Regions from separate parts of the Mus musculus genome. Here all the other regions are linked to region 2. A link is a loop called in an ENCODE intact Hi-C map of the cell type or tissue named here. Cell type or tissue: heart. All regions are shown on one strand.

The links. A loop is a pair of places that touch in the nucleus more often than their neighbours do. Peaks named below come from ENCODE experiments on the same cell type or tissue, not always from the same donor. Only the 100,000 strongest peaks of a DNase experiment are listed, where the experiment ranks them.
Region 1: a loop joins it to region 2, with 2.4 times the contacts of the local background. A loop is called at or near these places in 7 of 42 quality-filtered maps.
Region 3: it touches region 2 in a loop (5-fold over the local background); 16 of 42 quality-filtered maps call a loop at or near these places.

Annotation. Positions count from the first base shown.
Region 1 is chr2:31,169,190-31,177,189 of GRCm38, forward strand. It overlaps Gpr107 (G protein-coupled receptor 107), which reads left to right. Exons shown (of 18, transcript NM_178760.4): 5 at 2,753-2,892; 6 at 5,013-5,050; 7 at 7,709-7,765. Among named protein-coding and RNA genes, the nearest start is that of Gm22516, 17 kb to the right of the region's middle. In heart, CTCF peaks have their summits at 3,549 (motif pointing right) and 4,363 (motif pointing right); DNase peaks (open chromatin) are centred at 32 and 3,022; H3K27ac peaks cover 1,169 bases.
Region 2 is chr2:31,022,243-31,030,242 of GRCm38, forward strand. Usp20 (ubiquitin specific peptidase 20) reads left to right here. Exons shown (of 25, transcript NM_028846.5): 25 at 1-413. Fnbp1 (formin binding protein 1) reads right to left here. Exons shown (of 17, transcript NM_001177648.1): 17 at 3,964-6,641. The coding sequence ends at 6,634. Among named protein-coding and RNA genes, the nearest start is that of Gm39786, 30 kb to the left of the region's middle. In heart, no CTCF peak of the experiment used is centred here; DNase peaks (open chromatin) are centred at 2,589 and 3,459; H3K27ac peaks cover 1,937 bases.
Region 3 is chr2:31,286,204-31,294,203 of GRCm38, forward strand. Ncs1 (neuronal calcium sensor 1) reads left to right here. Exons shown (of 8, transcript NM_019681.3): 7 at 1,084-1,200; 8 at 6,081-8,000. The coding sequence ends at 1,182. Among named protein-coding and RNA genes, the nearest start is that of Hmcn2, 24 kb to the right of the region's middle. In heart, no CTCF peak of the experiment used is centred here; no DNase peak of the experiment used is centred here.

The DNA.
Region 1 (8,000 bases), 150 kb after region 2:
GGAGAGGGCTGGCCCGTGCAGGAGCATGGTGATGAGCACCGTGTTAGCATCCGAGGTGACTGGTGGGGAACACATTAGAGGAGGTAGGGAGGAAACTGGACAAGGTCCAGGCAGCATCTGCCACTAAGAGGCTGTGTAACTCCAGGGCTCAGTCCCTTTCCTGCCTCACAGTGCTAGTGTCACTTACGAGATTGTCCTTGAGGGATGGCCACTACAGAGCACAGGTGAAGGCCTTTGTCCTTTTGCACTAAAAAAAAAAAAGGTCACTGGTGACGAGTCTGACAACTCAGTCCTTTTAATAAACACATTGGAACTGAGATGAATTAGGGGATTTTGTGTTTTCAAGTTAGATATATTTCCATCTGCCACTGCCTGGGTTTCATGTTTGGGGAGTGCAGCAGAAGATGACGTTGGGTATCTTCCTCAATCATACCCCATTCTCCCACTCCCGTGAGCAGGATCTCATGGTGTAGACCAGGCTGGCCTTGAACTCAGAGATCTGCCTGACTCTGCCTCCCTAGCGCTGAGATTAAAGATGTGCATACCATTAATTAATTCATTAGTCTTAGCACTCACTCAGGAGGCAGATCTCTGTGTGTTCGAGGCCAGCTTCGTCTATAGAGTGAGTTTCAGAACACCAAGGGCTACACAGAGAAACCCTGTCTGAAACAAACAAACAAACAAACAAAGAAAAGGGTGTACACCACCATGGCCAGGGTTCTGCCATTTTTTTCTTGATGAAGAATCTCTCTCTGAGCCTGTATCTTTGCTGAATTGCCTAGATTAGTTGGCCAGTAAACTTCAGGAGTCTCGTGTCTCCACCTTCCCACCACAATGCCCACTTCTACACGAGGATTAGATTCAGGTCTGCATAATTTGGAGGCAAGTCCTTTGCCAACTAAGCATCTCCATGCCCAGCCATCCCAGCTTATCTGTAACTCCCCTCATGTCTACGTTCATTTATTGTGTGGGTGCTGGTCAGAGCATATGGAGGTCAGCGAGCACTCTATGGGAGTCAGATCTCTTCTTCCACTGTGTGGGCTGCTGGGCTGAAGTCAGGTTGTCAGACTTCAGCACCAGCGCTTTTCCCAGTGAACGAGCTCTCTGGCCCTGTGTGCAGTTCCTGAGGAGACTTCAAAGGCTTCCAAGCCAAGAGTACTGTGTCCAGGTTGTTGTCAGACCCAGCTGCTAGCAGCTCGGAGCGGCCACTTCGAGATACACATGGTCAGAAGCAGAAAGAGGAATCTTCCAGTGAGGAAGTCTCTTAAAAAAGGAAGCACTTTGTCATAGAACTACTCTGAGCTTCACTAAGACATCCACCCCTGGTTGCCTCTGCTTTCATCTGTCAGGATGACAGTCTCCTAGGTTAGGGTGTTTGGCACTGGGTAGAGAAGGGCCTGACTGAGCGTGGCAAAATGAATGAACTGGGGATTGACTCCTCACCTGGAGGCCCTCGGTGGCAGCAGGCTCAGGAAAGGGCAGCTCAGTGGCAGAGACTGATTAGGGACCCTTATGCCTTTTACCTCCGCTCTCCTACTCTTAGTGTCCACTTCTCAGGAACACACACACACACACACACACACACACACACACACACACACACACACTGTCTTCAGACACACCAGAAGAAGGCATCAGATCCCATTACAGATGGTTGTGAGCCACCATGTGGTTGTTGGGAATTGAACTAAGACTTCTGGAAGAACAGTCAGTGCTCTTAACCACTGAGCCATCTCTCCAGCTCCTGGTGACACATATCTTTAATTGCAGCACTCAGGAAACAGAAGCCAACAGATCTCTTTGAGTTTGAGGCTAGCTTTGTCTACACAGTAAGTTCCAGGCCAGGGTTACATAGTAATACTCTGTCTTATAAAAGAAAAAAAGAGTGGGGTGCTAGATAGATGGCTTGGTGATTAAGAGCACTCATTAGTCTTACAGAGGACCCAAGTGTGGCTCTCAGCATTCACAGGGGGGCTCACAACCACCTAGAGCTACTTCAGCTCTGGGGGATTGGAAACCTTCCCAGGACCTTGCATGCATATAGTACACATACGCTTGCATATGCACACACAAACATATAATTAATTGTTGAAACAGGGAGAAGAAGGAAATGGCTTTTAGGCCAGTAATTAGTAGTGTCCCTAATTCCTCACACAGTCCCTGGACTTGTCCTGACTGTATTATAGAAGCTGTGTCTTCTGTTTCTCTTTACCAATGTTCTGAGCACACTAAGAATCCTTAAGGGATGTGTGAACAGCATAATTATGTATTTGCTACTACCCTGGCTTAGAGAGAGACTCAGGCTCCTCACTCAGCTGCTTCCTAGCTTGGGGTGGCAGGGCTGGGGCCAGGGTCTGGGCCATGTACAGACTAGGCAAGCACTTTGTCCCTGCATGGTCTCTCTGGTCCTTGGCCAGTGTTTACCTTTTCTGCACTTCAGTTGCAACATAGAATGTAGATGGCAGAATCTACATCTCTGATGTGGCAGGGGTGGCACAAGGTGCCAGACTCAGAGCTGGAGCTGGGCATGGTGGCATATGCTTTTAATCCTAGCAGCTGGGAGGTAAAAGTAGGTGGCTCTCTTGAGCTTGAGCCTAGTGTGGTCTGCTGAGCTAGTTCCAGAACAGCCAGAAACCTTGTCTTCAAAACAAACAAACAAACAAAAAGACGGCTTGAACTGGGCCTACAGCAGTGTTAAAGCAAAGTCTGGAGTGCTGCTCTGAACGCTTCTTTCTGTTTTCCATGGATGTAGAGTCAAGGTCAGATCCCCACCAGAAGCTGGTAAGCAGTTACCAGAGATTGTCTTCAGCAAGGATGAGAAAATCCTGAGTCAGAGCCAGGAGCCTGCTGTCAGCTCCAACCCCAAAGACAGTGAGGCTCGGAGAACCCTCGGTAAGCTTGCTTTGTAGAGATTTTGTTTTCAAGAACTGCAGCCTGGTCTGTATTGTCTGAGCATTGTGCTGGGGCCCACACAGGAAGCAAGTAGAAGGGAGAGGAAAGAGGCCTCTCCTCATGCTGGCTCAGCACTTTGGTAACTGTTCCTGGTTGGCTCATTTCCTCAGCATAGAACATGCTGCCTCAGAGCTCTGTCCCACGTCAGCCTGTGCATGCCCGTTGCTTTACTTTGATTCCATGCTACCGTCCTAGTAAGTGACTCTCACACAGGCTCAGCCTCAGCCTTTCCCTGAAGTGACACATCATCATCTCCAGGCATTGTTATCCAGGTACTGTGGCATTGGACTTACTGTAGAGACTGGAGAGATGGCTCAGCAGTTAAGAAAACTTGCTTGCCTTGCAGAGGACTCTAGTTTACCTCCCAACATCCACATCAGGTGCTTCATGAAACCTGAAAACCCAGTTCCAAGGGATCCAAAGCCCTTCTGGCCTCCACAGGCACCCATACACAAGGCGCGCGCACGCACACACACACACACACACACACACACACACACACACACACACACGCAAATAAAGATGAGTCTTTTAAAAAAAGGTTTATTTATTATGTGTTCTGCCTGTGTACCAGAAGAGGGCACCAGATCTCATTAGAGGTGGCTGTGAGCCACCATGTGGTTGCTGGGAATTGAACTTAGGACCTCTGGAAGAGTAGCCAGTACTCTTAACTACTGAGTCATCTCTTCAACCCTAAGATGAGTCTTTTTTAAAAGGAAAATTGTGGTATGTGTTCTATTGTCTTTAAGATGGTTAGTAGAGCTGGGATCTCTGACTCAAGGATACAATTGCCTTTGAGAATATTGACACTGCACATCAGGTCAGAATGCAGGCGAAACATAACAGCTTATGCTGGACACTGAGCATGTCTGCAGTCCTAGAACTTGGGAGGCTGAAGCAGGAAGAAAGTCTGTGCCCAGTTAAGGTGAGGCCTGTGCAGCAAAGAGAGACCAAGTTTGGGGGGAAATGCTAAAATGAAAGTCAGAAGAAACCATGTTGGATTTTGGTTTTCCTTTTCCAATGTTTTAGGGAGAGGGGTTTGTGTGACATTTACTGCTGTTCTCAGACTGCTGCTCTGAGGCTGCAGCTCTCTCCCGACATCCTTGTGCTGTAGTAACTCCCGGTCCCATTGGTGACCCCTGCACGTTCTTTCGAGGTCATTCACCACTTCCGTCGTTGTTTACTTTTCCCTTGATTTGTTGAAAGCTGATGCAGATTAAGAGTCAGAGGAAAGAACTAGAGTGTAGAGTGCTGTTCTGTGCCTACTCTGGCTCTGCTTGTCCAAACCCCTTGTGTTCATCAAGTACCCTCTTCATGCAGTAGGGTTGAATTGCCTTCCCCAGGAAGCTGTCCTCAGGACAGCAAGGCAGGTGCCCACTGTTCCATGAAAAAGCTATTTGGTGCCAGAAGAGGGCGCCAGATCTCATTATAGAAGGTTGTGAGCCACCAGGTGGTTGCTGGGAATTGAACTCATAGCCAGCCTTGAGTTCTCTAGGTAGCTGATGATGACCTTGAACTTCTTATCCTTCCCCAGCCATCTACTACTAAGCCTTTTAAATTAAAATATAATCATGTTATTTTTCTGCATAGTAATCATAATACACTGCTGGGGGGAGGGGGTCAGCACTAAGAAAAACAATAGTGACAGATGAGTCAGTTTACCATGCACAAGCTGAATGTGTGGTGTCATCCCCGTGCCACACAGAAAATGTGGCTATCCTGAGCTTTTCTCCAAGTGAATCGCATCAGTTAGATTCTTGTTAAAATGTCTCGGAAAGTTGTTCCGAGTGGCATCTCTGCCATTCACATTGTTTACACAAGAGGCTTTCCTGTTGGTTCTGCTAGGATTGGTGCAGCAACATTTGTAGTGTATACACCACTTTGATTTGCTGTTTCTTTGGCACAGTAATTATCTCTGGGGACTGGAGGAAGTGGAGGCCCTGAGATTTGTTTGTTTTGTTGATGGTTTATTGATAAGCTAGAGCCTCATAAAATGAGCCTGTGATGGATGTGTGTGAGCTGAGCGAGGCACTGATACCTCTCAATGTTTGTACTTCTAGATGGTTTCAAGGCTGGACGAAGTACAGTGGACTCAAAGGTAAGCACAGAGCTCCATCCTGTCAGCTTCTCTGGATGTGTGTGTGTGCTTGCATGTATGTATGTATGTATGTATGTATGCATGCATGTGCATATATGTGTACATGATACATGCTTGTGTTTGGAGAGACAGCATCAACACACCGAAACCATTTCAAACTGCCTTCTGCCTCCACCTCTAAAAGCTAGGATTACAGGTGCACACAGCAGGGCTGGCTTTGCTTGCTTGTTCATTTTCTTCCTTCTAACAGTATTGTGAAGGTGTGATTGGGTGACAATAAACTGCCTGTGTCTACAGAGGCAGTTAGATATATTTTCCCTGTCAATCAAGATGGTGAATGTGGGGCTGGAGAGATCGCTCAGTGGTTAAGAGCACTGACTGCTCTTCCGAAGGTCCTGAGTTCAAATCCCAGAAACCACATGGTGGCTCTCACAACCACCCGTAATAAAATCTGACCCCCTCTTCTGGAGTGTCTGAAGACAGCTACAGTGTACTTACATATAATAATAAATAAATCTTAAAACAAACAAACAAACAAACAAAAGATGGTGGATGTATTCATCACCTCAAAGATTTCTCCTGCCCCTTTGTCATCCTGTGTCCAGTAGATGGCAGCTTTAGGGAGCCTTATAGAAACAAAACCATGCAGATGTATTCTTGCATTGCCTTCGTTCAGCTTAACCATCAGAGTGTCTCTCACTGCCGTGTGCTTGAAGCTGCTTTCTTCCATGGCTTGGTATTAATCGTTTTGCAAATGGCAGCGCTCCCGTTTAGAGTCAGAAGCAGAGTGTAGGTAGGGTGTTTGGCTCTTCCCAGGGCAGCATCCTTGGTCTTGCGAAAGCTTTAGGTAGAGATGTGCTCACAGGAAGACCAGGGAGGGAGTTATAGAGTAGCCAAGAAGGAAGGAAACTGAGGAAGAAAATGGGAAAGGGGAGCTGCCTTCTCTGAGACAGAATCTCAGATTTATCTGGAAAGACAGTGAGTGGCCTTGTCAGAGAGCTCTTGAAGGTCAGCAGTGCTTAAAGAAGAGACTTGGTGGCTTTTTGTTTTGTTTTGATTTTTTTTTAAAGATTTATTTATTTCATGTATGTGAGTACACTGTCTTCAGACACTCCAGAAGAGGGCATCAGATCCCATTACGGATGGTTGTGAGCCACCATGTGGTTGCTGGGAATTGAACTCAGGACCTCTGGAGGAGCAGTCAGTGCTCTTAACTGCTGAGCCATCTCTCCAGCCCCTTGTTTTGATTTTTTAGTTAGCTTTAACCTACTTTTATGTGTATGGCTGCCCTAGTTAGGGATACTATTGCTATAAAGAAACACCATGACCAAAAGCAAGCTGGAGAGGAAAGGGTTCATTTGGCTCACATTTCTGCATCCTTGTCCATCACTGAAGGAAGTCAGGACAGGAGCGCATGCAGAGCTGGAGCCTGGAGGCAGGAGATGATGCAGAGGCCATGGAGGGGAGGGAGCTCCTGACTGGTTTGCTCCCATTGCTTGTTCAGCCTGCTGTCTCACAGAACCCAGGCTCACTAGCCCAGGGATGGCCCCACCCACAAGGGCTGGACCCTCTCCCATCAATCACTAATTAAGAAAATATAAACCAGATTTTGGAGGGGCTTTTCTCAATTGAGTTTCCCTCCTTTCAGGTGACTCTAGCTTGTACCAAGTTGATGTAAAACTAGTCAGCACAGTGAGTGTTTCCCTGCATCTATGTATACCCATCGTTTGTGTGTCTATGCCCATGTTAGCCAGGAGAGATCCTGTTGGCTCCTCTGGAGCTGTCGTTAGAGAGTTTATAAATCATCCTGTGGGTACTGGGAAGCAAATCCAGGTTCTCTGCAAGGACATCGAGTGCTCTTAACCACTGAGTCATCTCTCCAGATAACTAGCTTTAATTTTTGTTTGTTTCTTGTTTTTTGTGTTTTCCACACAGGGTTTTCTCTGTGTAGCCCTGACCATCCTGGAATTTGCCGGATAGACTAGGCTGGTCTCAAACTCATTGGCTTCCCCCCTCTGCCTCCCAAGTGCTGGGATTAAAGGCTTAGCTTTACTTTTTTAAGTGTTTGCATTGCAGGTGTGTATGTGTATCATATGGATTCAGTACCCGGAGGCCAGAAGAGGGATTAGAGCCTCTGGGATTGGAATTACAGACACCTGCGAGCTGCTGTGTCTGGAAATTGAGCCCATAATCTCTGTAAAATGGCCAGTGCTCAGCCAGGCGTGGTGGCGCACGCCTTTAATTCCAGCACTCGGGAGGCAGAGGCAGGCAGATTTCTGAGTTCGAGGCCAGCCTGGTCTACAAAGTGAGTTCCAGGACAGCCAGGGCTATACAGAGAAACCCTGTCTCAAAAAACCAAAAGGAAAAAAAGCCAGTGCTCAGGACTGGAGAGATGGCTCAGTGGTTAAGAGCACTGACTGCTCTTCAAGAGGTCCTGAGTTCAATTCCCAGCAACCACATGGTGGCTCACAACCATCTGTAGTAGGATCCAGTGCCCTCTTCTGGTGTGTCTCAAAACTACAATGTAGTCACATATATAAAATAAATAAATACAAAAAATAGCCAGTGCTCTTAATCATTGAACATTCTCTTCACCCCACCCCCATTAGTTTTGATTTTCCTAAGCATGTTTTCTGCCACTGTTGTGTGTCTTTTCAGGCTATCACAGAGCGATCCTTCTCAATTCACAAGAATGACGGGGTGGTCTCATTTCAGGTAAGGTTCACTCCATCCTGCCATGAGAAAGCTCCAGTCTCTACTGGTATCCTCGTTATAGGGACAATAACTACCTGTGTGTGGTCCTTGGGCTGCAGGACCACTCCCCCTCCCACCACTAGGCTGCTAACTCCATCTGCTAACTAAGTTCTGAGCCTCTGACCCTGGGAAACCTTGTGAAAGTGCAGTGAAGTAACAGGCCCAGATTCCAACCCTACTCAGCTTAGGTCTCTGG
Region 2 (8,000 bases):
GCCAATTCTGAGATGTGGTCTGTGTCCTGGACCTGCTGAGCCTAGAGAGATTGTCCTATGTATGTCTGAGATCCTGGAGAAACCTAACCGAACTTCCAGGGCAGGGTGTTCAAAGCTAAGTCTGGAGTGGTGAGGGGGGGATCCTGGGACCAAGAGGGCTCCAGTGGCCACCTGTCTCTTCAGAAGTGGGTACCAGCAGCTCATCCCCAAAGGCCTGGGTGTTCAGTGTCCCACTGTGGTGGGTGGCAAGTGGGTCCATGGCCGGCTGCTGCTGGGACGTGCCCTGTTGGCTGCCATCTTTTGAAGTCTCTGTTGTAGAGCCCTTAGCTCATTGCACTACTGTGACGCAGTCTGGTTTGTGTTCAGAATGTCACAATAAATACTTGTTCCTCTCCTGCCCCTAGCTTGTACTGTGACACTGTGGCGTCTGCCTTCAGTGGTGATGAACACAGCCAGAGACCCTGTGGAAGCTTCTGGCAAGAGCTGGTGGAACACTTGAAATACCAACTGTATCTTTACCCCACCAACCCACCAACCACACAGAGGGCCCAGCAGGGATGTGTTAGTGGCCAGCACATCCCACATATTGGCTTCCCAACTCCAGTCCCATCTATATTTGCTTTCTGGGGGAAGAAGAATTAGAGTTTGTATCACTTTAAAAGCATTCAGTTAGGGACTTGGGGTGTAACTCAGTGGTCAAGCCTGTTATGGGTCCCACGTTTAATCAGTTCTGTGTGGGAGAGTTGACTGTGGCCATTGATGTCCCGCCATACTGAAGGGCTTAGGAGCACAGAATAGAAACCAAGGTTAAAACCTTCCCAAAGCCAGAAGCAATGATGATCTCTAGACCAGCGTTGGCAAGGCAGAGGGAGGAGGGTCAGGAGTTCAAGATCAGCTACATAGTGGGCTGGAGGCTAGCCTGGGCTATAGACTTCATCTCAAAACAAACAAAAAGTCCACTAAACAAAAAGTCACCTTTAGAACTGGGAATATGCCTCTGTTGATAGAGAATCCATCTATCTGATATGCATGGATTCAGTCCCCACCACTTAATCCAGGACTGGTGGAACCGGCTTGAGTTAGAAACTACAGGAGGAGGCAGAAGGGTCAACCTTGGCCACCTGATGAAACGAGGAGGCCGGTCTAGACTACACGAGTCCCTGTGCCCCACCTCTGTTTACATGTAACAAGTTACTACCTGTGGGGGGCTTCCCAAGGTGAAATTCTGTCTGGAGTTATTTCAGGGGCTTGGTAACTGTGGGAAAATGAGCAAGCTAGAAATGACCCTGATTTGCCTCAACATATACCTGTAGTTTTCTTGAAATAAATACTCAGCTCTTAAGATGCTCTGGTGAACCTATCTAGCAACTCAACTAGTCGGTAGCTATTTACCCAAGCTGAGACACAGAAGAAGTTCCTGGGGCCTGGGAGGTGGGACCAGTTTCCAGCCCTACGGCAGGTTCTTTGAGGAGGAGTCTGGGAAGGACGGTGCCTCTCTGTGGAAGCAGGTGACCATCCATCACTGCAGAGCAGGTGGCTGGCCCTTGGGGACCCATGCAATTTCTAATTGTCTACGGTTCTGTCCACAAAGTTGCATGGACTGCAAGCGCGTACTTTCTGTCCATGTTCTGCTTTAGATCCAAGGCAAAGACAACCATCCTGAGTCTACCTAATTCTGAGCCAGAAATCAGTAGAATTTTAGCATCAGGCTTCCTCTCTCTCCGGGACCAGGAGAATGGAGCAGAGAAAATTGGTATAGATGCACCAGTACCAACCTGGACCCTGAAAATAGAGCAGCTAACCTTGAGGTCCTCACATGGAGAGGTGTGTGTGTGTGTGTGTGTGTGTGTGTGTGTGTGTGTGTGTGTGTGAGGCCGCACAGACTGGTGCTGTCCCTTTCTGGGGCACTGTCCAGCAGGACACTGCAGGACTGGAAATATCCTTCCTGCCTGCCTGGTTCTAAGGACAAAGGCAGTTTGTCCCTAGTTGATGTCACTAAAAACCAACTGGACAGGGACGAGTATGTTCCAGATGGAGTCTAATGGGTACCTTATATGACACCGAGGGGCTACTGGGCGCTGGTTGGTTGTCTTCCCATATTTGGACACCAGAGGGAAGGACTGCAGGGACTAGGGAAATGAGGATTCTTTTTGAGTGATGGGCAGAGTCAGGAGACATCTATCCCTCCAAGCTTAGTCTACCTTTTAATTTTTTTGCAGAAACAGGGTTCTGCTATGTAGCCCAGGCTGGCCTGGAACTCCTGAAAACCCAGGTTACAGCTGCCACATTCACTGCCCAGCCACCACCTACTTTCTCAGAACACAGTGCTCATGTTTGATAGCAGCAATTTGAGAGTCCTTTCTTTTGATTCTCTGATTTGGGAGCCACAAAGACTCTGCTGCCTCCATCCCCTGAGCCATTCTACTGCCCAGCAGCAGCAGTTAAGAGTGTGACTTGGGGTCTCACAAAGCTGATACTGGAGGGGAAGAGGGGAGATGAGGGATTTCCCAGCCCCTTAGGCTTCCTCCATAGTCACTTAGGGATGCTACTTCAGTTCTGCTTTCTTCCACTAGGGGTCGACATTCTCTCACCAAGGCGCCTGGGGCCTGGGTGTGGCCAGGGCAAGGGGGCGCTGAGGGTGCCTGGGCCAGTTGGTATTTCCAGAATATTTGGAGCTGGTATTTGGAGAAACCCAGCCCAAGAGCATGTGACTGTTCTGATCTTGTGAATTAAGAACGTCTCTGCAACCCCAGTACCAGGATAGCAATTACAGCCCACTCCCTGGTTTGGAGCCATGTCACCTGCTTTGTTAAGAGTGTCAGAGCCAAAGAGATACCTGGTTCAGATCTAAAGTCCTTTCTGAAGGAACAACCAAGTCTTCAAAGAACATTCTGGAAATGGCTTTCCAAAATTAATCTTTTGCTAGCAACAGTCACCTGGTACTCTCCAGCACATTGTCCCTATGATGAATGGTAATTTATTAGCCCAGACCAGCCTTGAACTGGCCCTGGCCCTCCTGTGTCTACCTCCTGAGTATTACAGTCTTTCAAAGCCAGCTGTGGGACCTTGCTCTCCAACAGGCAAGCCAGTGGGTATCAGGCATGTGCCACCCACCCGCTTTAAGACAGGGTCTGACTATGTAGTCCTAGCTGGCCTGAAACTCACCATGTAGTCACGCTGGCCTGGAATTCACAGAGATCCTCCTGTCTCTGCCTTCTGAGTGCTGAAATTGAGGGTGTGTGCCAACACTCCAGGCCTGCATGTGGTCCTTTAGACTCAAAGAGTGCTGACCTGGTTTACAGATCTAGCCTAGTCATCGGGAAGAGGGGCATAAGTGGACCGTGACCATGTCCTCCTTGCTTAAACTCCCCCCACACACATTGGCATCCCTGAGGGCAGAGGCCAACCAGCTGGAGGAGGAGGGGCAAAAAAGGAAATGCTCACTTGCCAAGGAGTCACCCCCATCAGAACTACTTCCCCCACATGCCTGCCATTCCTGGACACAATGTGTCACTGTGATAGGACGTGGAAGTGACATTTATAGATGAGGAGGTCCCTAGCCTTTCCCTGGGTACAGTGACTCCTCTTGAGTTTACATAGTGATAGAGAAGACCAGAGGCCAGCCATCAGCCTTGGGAGCTTCTGTGACTAGAATCCTTCCCTCCCTGAGTGTGTATGTGTGTGTGTGCAATTTTTTATGGGTGTGTTTCATCAACTTACACATATAGGAGACCAGATCACTATCATTGGGTATTGCTCTCTGTCACTTTCTTAAGTTGTTTGAGGCAGGTCACACTGTGTAACCTTGGGTGTCCTGGCTGTCCTTGAACTCACAGAACTCTACCTGCTTCTGCCACCCCCTAGTGTTGAGGGTTCAGGCAGGCGCCTGCTGTGCTCAGCTTTTTACCCACTAAGCCATCTCCCCAGGCCCAGCGTCATTTCTTCATACAACAGAGAACCAGGTACACTAGAAGTTATACTTTATTTAACATTGAAAGGACTAACATTTAATTACATGGGTAAGAGTGCTCTCTACTGAAAGCACTTTGTTTGGTTTTAATTCCACCTCCAGAGTCACAGGCAAGACCAAGACCTGACAGCTCTGAGGGCCTTCCCAACAGTGCCCTGCCCTCAAGGCTTAGAATTAGCACGCACACACACACACACACACACACACACACACGCACACACACACACACACACATACAGAGGCACACACACACATACACGAACTTGCACACGCATGATTTAAAAGGTGCTTGATGTCAGGTTAAAAGAGAAGTTGGGGCCAGTATTAGAGACATTTTGGATGTTATACAGACACAAAATCAAAAGGAATCACAAAACGGCAATTTCTGGGAAAAATACTGGCAGGAACGGAACTTTTTTTTTTTAACTTCATGTGGACATTCTACGTTCACTACAGATGCCACCAGAAGGCATTAATGGCCTCCCTGTGTGTTGTTTGGGCTGGGGCCCTGGATAAGCATGCTCAGCCTAGAGGGAGGGGCCATTGCAGCTTCACGTCCTGCATAGAAAAAAAAAAAGCGGTAAATGTCACGTTCCTTTTATTTCCATCTCTAAGTCATCTGCAGGGCAGGTTCTTTTACAGTGAGTCATTCTTGTCTCAGCACACTAGCAGCTAGGGGTGACAGGCAGTGGGTCCTGGGGACAGGGAGTGTAGAGCTTCTGGGGAAATCCTGCATTCCCTTCCCCCCAGAGCCAGTACAGTTCCACAGGATGTCCACGGCAGACCGACTTTCTCAGAGAACGGCCTGAAGACGCTCATCCACCATCCTTTCTGGATGTAAGGTAGTACAGGAAATTAAAAAAGAAGTGAGGGGACACAGGGACAGGCGCAGGCTTTAAAGGTCATCTGAAGAAGACTGGCAGCCTCTCCATTTTACCTTTGTGGCAAGTCTTTCCTTGTCCTTCATGCATTAATGAGATCTGTGAACAGACCCATAAAAAACACTCTGGAGGGGGCTGTGGTCAGCCCAACTTGCTGAAAGTCAGAGGTTCTGGAGTTAGATGCCTGGTAACCTGCTGGAGCGAAACTGCCTGGGCCACAGGTCAGACTAACTGTGTCAGCGCTGAGACCCTGACTCTTAGGTACCAGACTTCCATACTGTCCCCTAGGTCTTCCTCATGTGAGTCCTGAACAGCCTCACAGGGGTCCCAGAGGGCAGAGGGCAGTGTGCCGGGCTTGGCCTTACGGGGAGGAGGCGGGGCCAAGAAAGCCTGAAGCTAATCCTTGCTTGCTCTTGAAACCCAAAGCCAGGCCCACCTTGTCAGCTGCTCCCCCACCTTGGTACCCTCCCCTCTGCTCTGAGGTGGTACCTCACAAAATGTCTGTAATACTGGCCCCAATGCATGGATGTCAGCACTTCCACAAACCGTGGACAAAGCACAGGCCCAACCCTGAGGACCTGCCCTCTCTGTCCCTGTCTCTGGTTTTGTAAGACTTCCCTGTCTTTCATCCTCTGACTTGATGCTAAGCTACCAACTGCCCAGAGGGAGACGCCAACCTCCTCAAGCTCATACTTGTGGGGCACCCTTCACAGGGGCTTGTGGCCAAAGCCTTGAGTACTTCTGTACCAGGAAAGGAGAGAGTGGCTCAAAGGTGCGAAGGACCACCTCGGTACTCCCCCAAGCTCCACCACTCTAGGAGGGCAACAGCTTCAAAAGCGAGCTCCATCCATTCTCTGGGGCTTCTGGAGAACAGGATCCGATGAAGAAGCAGTGGCCAGAGCCATTGGAGGGACTACAAGAGGCACAAGGTCTTTGGTGGGAACAGAGGAGAGTCCTCAAATGCTACTTATGGGACTCCGCAGGCCCGCCTTACAGTAACTAGTGTGGCTGTGAGGCCCTCCATCACAGGGTACCACAAACAGGTAGGCAGCGCTCATAGAAGGTAGACACAGACAAGACAGCGGGGCTGGCCCACAAGCTGGATTTGGGACTCCAATATGAATTAGGGCCATGTAGATGGTTTATAACAAGAGTGGGGGTGAATGGGGGCTGGGTGCCCCAGTCCTACTCTAGATCCCCTGGAATGGAGTGTGGAAGGTAACAGTGCTGGATGACAGGGAAGGCCTGAGGCAGCAGCCTCTGGACATGAAGGACACATCTGACGATGAGTCCCAAGAGACGCATGGATGACAGCTGGGTGCTCAGTCCACCTGATGCACAACTGGCCCTCCTTGTCAGAATTTTGTTAGTCACCAGGAAACCAGGGGTGACAGTTGACAAAGGCACAGTGTGAGATGTGCAAGGAGTGGCCAGGCGATGAGCAGGTGGACTGGGAGCCCGGAAGGAGCAGGGACACAGGGCACATGCCCAGCTGTCTTGGTGGCCTGGGTGGGAAGGGAGCAGAGTAAAGTGGACAGCCCCCGTGGGGGGCTGCAGGAGAGAAACACCCGTGCCGTACACAGGCAGAGGGACTGGCGGAGCCACAGGAACATGCTGTGAAGGAGAAGGGGAGGCAGGATATGGGGACCCAGCCTGCAGGTGGGCTGGAGGCTGCCCAGCCAGCCTGAGTGGTGCTGGAGGCCTGTGGGGACAAGCGGGCTGGACGATGATGGCTCCCTCCCGGGAGGCTCTCGGGGGACTCTGGCCATGTGCACCACGCCTTTAGGAACCTGCGGCACAAAAAGAAAGAAGAGAAAACCCTGAGTTAGGAAAAGCAGCAGGTGAGAGAGAGGCAGGCGGTTTGCCGCTGGCAAACTGCTTGCCTTGTGGAGAAGGGAGGGGCTTAAGTAATTGGTTACCACAGTGGCTCTGCCATGGGGAGCTTTCGAGGCTACGTCTTCTGTTTGGAGACAGGCTCTCAGGTAGTCTAGGGTGACCTCAAATTCTCTATATGGCTGAAGATGAACTTAACCCAGGATCCGCATGTCTCTGCCTCCCATCCTCTGGCACAACAGCCCTGGCCTTTTAGTTCCCATGTTTAGCTGGCCCCATTTCTGGACCAAAAAAGATTAATAAGGTTTCCCACTTGCTCATCTTCTTCACAAACTGAATCTTTTTTTTTTTTTTTGGTTCAGGATGGTGTGAGGAAGTTAAAGGGCAAATTCTCTCTCCCGTTGTGACCACAGGTCTCTGTAGTAAGGTGAACCTTTGATGAGAGGGGAATCTAAGGCTGCCCAGGGCCTCACTAAATGCGAAAGCTCTCCATCGCCAGAGGGAGACAAGATGCAAGAAAAGCAGATGCTCCAAGCCCTCAGGACAGGAGGGGTAAGAAAGAGAGGCACAATTATTTGCAAGGGGGAAAAGTATTTGGCTTGAAAAGTCCTCAGTACTAGAGATGAAAGTGTTATTACAGAGAATAATGTTCTCAAAAAAGAGAAAAATCACTTAAAATACACAGCACTGAGAAAAATAATAATATTTATTAGAGAGGCAGATACGAGGGCACAACTGGAAGGCGACAGATAAGAATATTCTTTTCTCTTAGGATAAGAATAGAAAGATGCAATCATGATGGCTATATTCAAACGACTTACTCAGAGCCCAGGGGTTTACAATAAAGTCAAGTGCGCAGCAGCCAGCCGGGGACCTAGCTACAGTGCAAGAGTCCAGGGGCCTCCCCAGCAGTTATAAAAACAAAAAGGTGGTTAGGCAGAAGAATAACAAATAAAACAATACTACGTAAGGCATCCTTCTAGGTTCCAAAGTGCAATATATACAAATATATCCTGCTGTGCAGGATCACAGACATGGTCAAACAGGAAGTGATGTCAAAAGCCACCGTAAGGCAAAGGGTTGGAGGAGTCTAAGGAGTTTGGCAATGGTTAGGCACATCATTGATACCAGAGAGAGAGAGAGAGAGAGAGAGAAAGTGCCTTTGCGTTATTTTTTAAAAATCTGAGAAGTGCTTTGAGTTTCTGGGAGTTGGGGAAGAGCAGCTGGGCCCACTGGTGTTGGAGGCAGGAGGGCAGGGTGTGGAAGAGGCTAAGTGGGGGCGGCTCCTGCATGGCTGCTAACCTCAGATATGGTCC
Region 3 (8,000 bases), 260 kb after region 2:
GTGACCCTAAGCCAGTTCCCTTGTCGGACTGCAGGGGATAGATGCAGCTCCTTCCTCCTTTGTAGGGCGACCCTGAAGACTTGATGTCTTAGTGGGAGCAGGGGGCATCACACAGATAGGCTCTTAGCCATCACAAGACTGGCCGTGCCACCTGTGTTGCCTTCCCAGGGGCTGGAAGTGTGTGGATGGTGTCTGAGGCCCAAGTTCCAATTCGGCTCCCTCTCAGAATTCCTGGGACTTTATGTGACCTGGCTTTCAAGAGACCCCGGGGAAACACATGGAGCATTAGGCCTAAGGACTGACCACTGTATGTGACCTGCCTGCATGCACACTCATGCACACGTATGAGTCAGGAGTCAGCCTTGGGTACCCTTCCCCAGAAGTTCACCTACTGGGATATCTCACTGGGTCTTGGGACTCACTGATTTTGCTAGGCTGGCCAGCCAGTGAGACACGAGGTCCATCCTGTGTCTACCTCCCTGAGGTTACAGCTCGATGCCACCGCTCCTGGCATTTTGACATGGTTGCTGGGGATCAAACTCAGGTCCTCACGCATGTTTGGCAAACCTTTGCCCCTGGTATTGGACATTTTTTTAAGCTGGGAACTGAGATAAGATCTCGACAAGTGCTCTGCCACTGAGATACCCACTCCCAATCCCTGCCCTCCACACCAGCTCTGTCTGTATGTTCCAGGGTCTGTAAGTTGTCCAGTTTGGCCTTGAACTCACCATATAGCCCAAGGCTTTGAAGTCACGATCTTCCTGCTCCAGTCTTCCACATGGTGGAGAGCATAGGCCTGTGGCACTGAGCCTAGCTACAGAGCAGGAGATGAGATGGTACTGTCACTTTGACTGATGGAAAGCCCAGAATCGCAGGTGTCTCTAAGTTCCTCAGACCTGTCACCGTGTCTCTCCCTGGTCCCCAGATGGGGTACTGAGAGACATGTGTCAGGTGTCTGATGCTGTCTGCTCGACTCCTCTGAAGACCCACTTAGATTCAGGAAGTTCTACTGAGACCATCCATGGGCAGACTGTCCCAGAAGGTGGATGGTCACCTTAAGCCACCTACCTCTCTTGTTTGCAGAATGCTGATGGGAAGCTGACTCTTCAGGAGTTCCAGGAAGGCTCCAAGGCTGATCCCTCCATTGTGCAGGCGCTGTCCCTCTACGATGGGCTGGTATAGTCCAGGCCCAGAGCTGTGGTGAGTTGGAAGGGTCCTGAGGCAGTGCTGGGGGTGACAACCCACCCACAGGACAGGCATAGTATTCTCTGTGTCTTCAGGGTTCCCGGGAGTCTTCAAGTCAGGCACAACTCTGGGTAAGCCCAAATCCAGCCTCTGGTAAGCTTGAAAAGAAATTTTCCTGGGTTGAAGGCAGATGGAAGACTTGGCAGTAGGGGGCCAGAGGGCAGAGGGACAGGATACTCTCTCCCTTCTCCAGCACAAAAGTCTGAGCTCCATTTTGAAGCTTCCATTAACATTACTTAAAACATTTGTGTGTGTGTGTGTGGGGGGGTGCGTGTGTGTGTGTGTGTGTGTATGGGTGCATGTGTGTGTGTGTGTGTGTGTGTATGGGTGCATGTGTGTGTGTGTATGGGTGTATGGGTGCGTGTGTGTGTGTGTGTGTGTGTTTGTGTGTGCGTGTGTGTGTGTGTATGGGTGCATGTGTGTGTGTATGAGTGCATGTGTGTGTGTGTATGGGTGTGTGTGTGTGTGTGTGTGTATGAGTGCATGTGTGTGTGTGTGTGTGTGTGTGTGTGTGTGTGCATGGGTGCATGTACCTTTAGGAGCCAGAAGTGGCATGAGATCTCCCAGAGCTGAGGCCAGGGGCCGTTGTGAGACACTGGTGTGGTACTGGGAACTGAACCTGAGTCCTCTGGAAGATCAGCCAGCACCCTGAGCCACAGAGCCATCTCTGCAGCCCCTCTATCAATATTACTTTACACAGAAACACTTTCGTATGAACAAGACATTACAATTGATGCTTGCAAAGAAAACTTCATTGAAAGTAATGTGATAAATTAAACGTTTACTTCCTAAACTTGCCCATCTGACCTAGACATAGTTACAGTAGCCAGAATTATTATTTATTTTTATTTATTTAATTATTTGGTTTTTTTAAAGACAGGGTTTTTTGTTTTTGTTTTTGTTTTGCATGGTCTGGCTGTCCTGGAACTCATGTAGACCAGGCTGGCCTTACACTCAGAGATCTACCTGCCTCTGCCTCACGATTTTGGGGGCTAATGGCGTGCACCACCACTGCCTGGCTCATTTTATTTATTAATTAATTAATTGTATATGAGTACACTGATTATATCTAAGTACATTGTAGCTGTCTTCAGACACACCAGGAGAGGGCGTCAGATCTCATTACAGATGATTGTCAGCCACCATGTGGTTGCTGGGATTTGAACTCAGGACCTTAGGAAGAGCAGTCAGTGCTCTTACTTGCTGAGCCATCTCTCCAGCCCCTGGCTCATTTTTAAAGCGTTATACTTATTTGTTTACTGTGTGTCTGCTCATGCATGAGCACAGAAGCCAGAGGACAGCCTGCTGTGCGCCCCACCGCCTTCCCTGAGCCCAGAGAACAAGCCACACGCTGCTGGGAACTTGAGTCTGACTGTGATTTGGTGACCTTGATAGCCAGATTTGAACAGCTACACTTGCTCCTTTCTCTTCATCGCTTTCCAAAATGAGTGGTTTTGTGTGCATGCCCTTGTGTGTATGTGTGGCCATAGGCTGGCATCGGGTATCGTCCTCTGAGATCCACATTCCTCACTGAGCCTGGAGCTCGTCAGTTAGGCTAGGCTGACTGGCCAGCAAGCCCCGGGCATCTGTGTGGCTCCCGCTCCTCAGCGCCCTCATGCCGTCAAGCTCCTCTCTCACACGGTGGCTGGGGATCGAACCCGATGGGGTCTCATGCTTGCTTGACAGGAACTTTGCCAAATGAGCCATCTCTCAAGCCCCGAATTAATTGTTTTCCTGACACCCTTCAAAGGTAGCCGATGACGTTTAAAAACTCCATCAATATGAAATGGATTTAAAGGTATTTACATCTTTCTAGCAGCAGATGTACCGCTGTGTCCATCATCCTCCAGGAGTTACATTTCAGTAAGAGCTTCCTGTGGGTGTGTAGTCTCACACCTGTAATCTCAGCATTCAAGAGGCTGAGGGGTGAGGGTTAGCCTCATTCCAATCTAAGGCCAGCCTGGGCTACTTGGGAGCTTCAGGCCAGCCTGGGCTACTTGGGAGCTTCAGGCCAGCCTGGACTACACAAGAGTTTCGGTCCAGCCTGGGCAACAATATAAGATCACATTTCAAAGCAACAACAAGCTTGTCAGTGAGAGATGGGTAGTGTTTGAGTTGTAGCAAGAGTACAGGTCAGAAAGGTTTGCAGATCACAGGGGCTGACAGGAAGGGGAGCCAAGACTGCATCAGCCCTGCCCCATCCACTTCCTCCCTTTACTCCTGAGCACCGCGTCCTGCCTGTTCTCCCACTGCCTTAGTCAGGGTTACTATTCCTGCGAGGAAATGCCACGACCAACCTGGGGAGGGAAGGGTTTACCTGGCTTACACCTCCGCTGTTCCTCATTGAAGGAACAGGAACTCACACAGGGCAGGAGCCTGGCAGCAGGAGCTGAGGCAGAGGCCATGGAGGGTGCTGCTTACTGGCTTGTTCCCCATTGTTTGTTCCACCTGCTTTCTTACAGAACCCACGACCACCAGCACAGGGATGGTACGAGCCACCACGATCCATTAATTACTAGCTACCAAAGTGCTCCACAGGCTTGCCTCAGCCTGGTCTTACGGAGCCGTTCTCTCAGTTGAAGCTGCCCCTCCTCTCGGGCCACTCTGGCTTGTGTTAAGTTGACATGAAACGAGCCAGTCAGTACAGTCTCTGTGGGGACTTCCTACTTCCTTCTAGGAACACCATTAAATGCCTCCTTTCTCCAGTTCCCATGCCTAAGAGAAAGCAAATTGCTGTCTGACCCCCACAGATCAAGAAGCCCGCTGCCCTGGAGCAGGATTCTGCAGCTGTCCAATCAGGAGGCCTCTGGGACGCCCGTTATTCCATATCAGCATGGCTGAGAGGCTGACTGGTTCCAGGGAAGGTTCTGGGCTTTTTATAAGAGAGTCTGGGAGGGGAACTCAGTACGGAAGGAACCATTTTAAAGTGGGCAGTTCTGCCAGGCCCGGTGGTGTAGGCCTGTTGCCTCCTTGTCTCTGCTGTCTTATCACTGTCATCCCCATCGTCACTGTCATCTCAGTTGTTCAGAGGCTGAGGCAGGAGTCTTGAGTTCAAGACCTGCCTGGACAATTGAATAACAGATTTGGTCTTAACATAAAAAACACAGAGGTGGTGATGTCGTGGTATGGGAGTACTCGCCGGGATGTGAGAGGCTCTCGTTTTAATCCTTAGAGCGCGCACACACTCACACACAGGCACACGCATGCACACACGCACATACACTGATACACACACACACATGCACACTGAACACTTCACTGGCATTTAGTATGTATTCATAGTGTTATGTGCCTGCCACCTCCTCCTGGTTCTAACAGATTGGCGTCTCTGAAGTCAGGCTCTGCCCAGCTTCTCCCTGCCAGCCATTCTGCTCTCTGTCTCTGGACTTATCTATTTTGAAATGTCCTTTTGAGACTGGATTCTTTTTAGTGCGCTTCCCAGGTCTATCCTATCATACTGTGGGCCATAATTTATTCCATAATGTTTGCTTGTTTGTTTGCGACAAGAGTCTTGTTGTACTCTTCTGCCAAGCCACATCTTCAGCCCTGTGTTTGTATCTTTTTGCTGTTGACAAAAAACACAGCTCTAAGCTTAAAGGGGAAAAGAAATAGTCTATTCTAAAACCAAAAAATGTGAGACAGCGCGGTCCAGGAACACAGGGTTAGGTTACCCCAGATTCTGATGAAGAGCCAGTTTCATCAAGTTTCATAAGTAACCTTATAAAACATTTGGAGCTGTAAATCAAAGCCATTTTAGGACATGTTGGTGTGTATGTCACCTGACACAGGCAGGTCAGCCTCAGACGCTATTTCCTCCCATTTTACGTCCCCACTGTCAAGGTGCAAGGACACCGATTTCCCCATGCTCTTGTTGACATTCATGTTTTCCTTCCAATGTATAATGACCGTCCTCATGGGCAGAAGACGAGCGCATCCGCATCCTGCTTCTGATGTGTCCTTAGTGACTTGCCCTGTCAGTGGTTTTAATGGCTGTAAATATTTTATCCGACCAGTTCCCTGATATTGGACACTCAGGTCGGTCCTTCACTATTAAGGAGTCTGCCATGGTGAACATCTTATTTATTTCCCAGGGATAGATATGAAGAATCTGTGGTGAATCAACACCATGCATTTTTCAGGATTTCCAGCCCTGAATGCCGACTTGCCCTCTAGCGCCCTCTAGCGCCCTCTAGCCCCCCTCTAGCGCCCTCTAGTGTCCTTTAGCTTCTCACACTTTCTTTGCTTGTGATCCATCTTTTCACTGAGAAACTTTGACATAACTTTTGGTATGCAAGTATACAAAATAAACATTAAATCAAACACATACAGCTAATAAATCATAAAGAATTGTATTTTAAAAGGCAGTTTTTGTTGTGCATATAATTTTATTGCTTTTATTTTTCTGTAATTAACCTGTGATGTTTCTGTAAGAACAGAAAAATGTATAGATGCAGTAAACAGAAAGAAAAAAAAAACGCTATAATTCATAACACACGCATCTTAAGCCTGAAGCTGTTTCAGGCAGCGTTGGTGTGTGCTGTGACGTCATGAGAAAGGCATTGGTTCATGGATAGTGTGCTCTGAATCGAGGCGGCAGTCAAGTTAGGAGATATCCCACGGATGAGAGTCACCAAAGCGCCTCAGACTCATGCCATCAGTGGTATCAAGTTAATTTTTTGGTTGTGGCACATTTATAGATCTTTCATTCGTTATCATCACTTTCCCTTTTCCAAGCCCAAATAAGTTTGTAGCCTGGAGTCGAGAAGCTGGGCCCTAACAGACACTCAGCCACCACAGCTAACAGTTAACACATCCTGTCTCCCTCTGTCTTGCAGATGTGTGGGAACCACTAGCCTCTTTCTGTGCCATGAGGCCACCGCAGCCTGACACCGCCCCTGTGCCCACCCAGCCTTCCTCATCTCCACAAAGCCAGCCGCCCTTGAGCCTCCAGGCCCTGGTTCTCTTCCCCCCTGCCCTGCATCCACCTGCCGCCTGAAGCCACTGGTTCCAATCGTCAACAACCTCCGCTTGTCCAAAACAACGACAAACCGAAACGGAAAGGCTCCAGCCCTCTGCAAAACTGAGCGCCCGGCTGTCTCCCTCGGCAGCCACCCCATTCTTCCTGCTGTCCGGCCTGTGTGCTTTCTTTTTTTATTTCAAACGGACATTGTAAAAGAAAACAAACTACCTTCTGTTCTAAAGGATACTGACCATTGGGAGAAGGCCTCTGTCTCAGAGAACTCAGTCTCTGCCTGGTCCCCTGAAGTGGTGGTGACCAGGGCCAGTGAGGCTGCTGGCAGCAAGGGTGTTAGTGGCAGTGGCTCACGTGATAACAGTATTGTGCGTTTTGTGGAGAAACTGAGGGTTTTTTTTATACTCATATATAATCGAACCTTTTATTTATTGGTTGTTAACTCTTGCTGCTACCTTGTGTGTCTGAAACTCCCAGGATGCTGGGCCTCCGTTTACATGTGCACACCCTCATCCACCTGCCTGCCTCACTTGGGAGGATGGTGGCCTGCAGCGGCCAAGAAGCCAAAAATCTTTTCCTCTTTTTTTTTTCTCAGATACTGTGCCCCATTTTTGGAGAGGGGAAGGTGGGCATTGCTAAATGGCTAATGTACTGTTCCCCCAGCTTCTGCCCTGGAGTCCCCACCCCTCGCCTCTGCTCTCCTTGGAATCCATAACACTTTTTTTCAAAAACAAACTTGAGGTTTTTTTTTTTTTTTTTTTTTTTTAATTTTGCAACTTTAAATTTGATGTTAACAGCAGAAAGAAAATGGAGAGCCTTGTTCTGAGAGTAGGAGCTAGGAGAGTGTGTCCGGCACACAGTAGAGAGCGTATGAAGTGGGTTTCCCTGCAAACTGCTGGCCTCAGCCTCCCTGATGCTAAGAGGCTGGGTAGGTGTGGCATGTGAATCCCTCTGCTCTCCTGCCCTGACTGCTTTTTGCAGTAGTCTTCTTCCCTACCAGGAGTCTGAGAAAGAAGGGGTAGGAGGATAACACCAGGCCCTGTTGGTCCTCAGGACTGGGTCCAGAGCCAGAGAGATGGCTCCATACTTGTCACCAGGAGGAGCGGGCAACCATGGCTTCTCTGGGACTTTGTAGTCTTTCCCTTCTCGATCAGCAGGGCTGGAAGGCCTGGTGGTTGGCTTTGTTGATCTTGTGTGATTCTTAGCCCAGAGCTAGGGTTCCTGTGTTTGTGACACTGTTCTATGGCTGGGTTTTCTAGTCTGGAGGGCACAGGATCGTATGAATGACAGTACAACCCTCATATAGTCTCTGGGCACAGCCTTGGTTGCCGGAGTGTGTGGTCTGCCTCAGAGGCTGACTGTGTCTGATGGCACCCCCTTTAGCCCCTCTTTAGGATTTCCCAGACTCTTGAGTCCCTTTGGGCTCATCCTCACCCTGGGGAGCTTTCCGGGGTGAGCCTCTCAGCTGCAGAGGCAGACCTAAGCTCACAGTTCTTGCTTCTAGTTTGTGTAACCTCTCTGCCCACCATTGAGAGGGGGAAATTGGTTCCCGGATTTTTCTTCTGCTCTGACTCTCCTGTAATCTCCAGCATACTTCTGGGAGACCAAAATCTTCCTTGCTAATGACCTGTGGATGAGCAGCTGTCCCCTGGAGGATTGATGTCCCCCATCAATAGGTGGCTTTGGCTGCCTGTCCATCCCTGTGGTGGGAATGCTTAGCTAGTCCATGCACACTCCCTCTTCCTGGGTAGACCCTTTGCTCATGCTGTGCCCATTGCTAGCC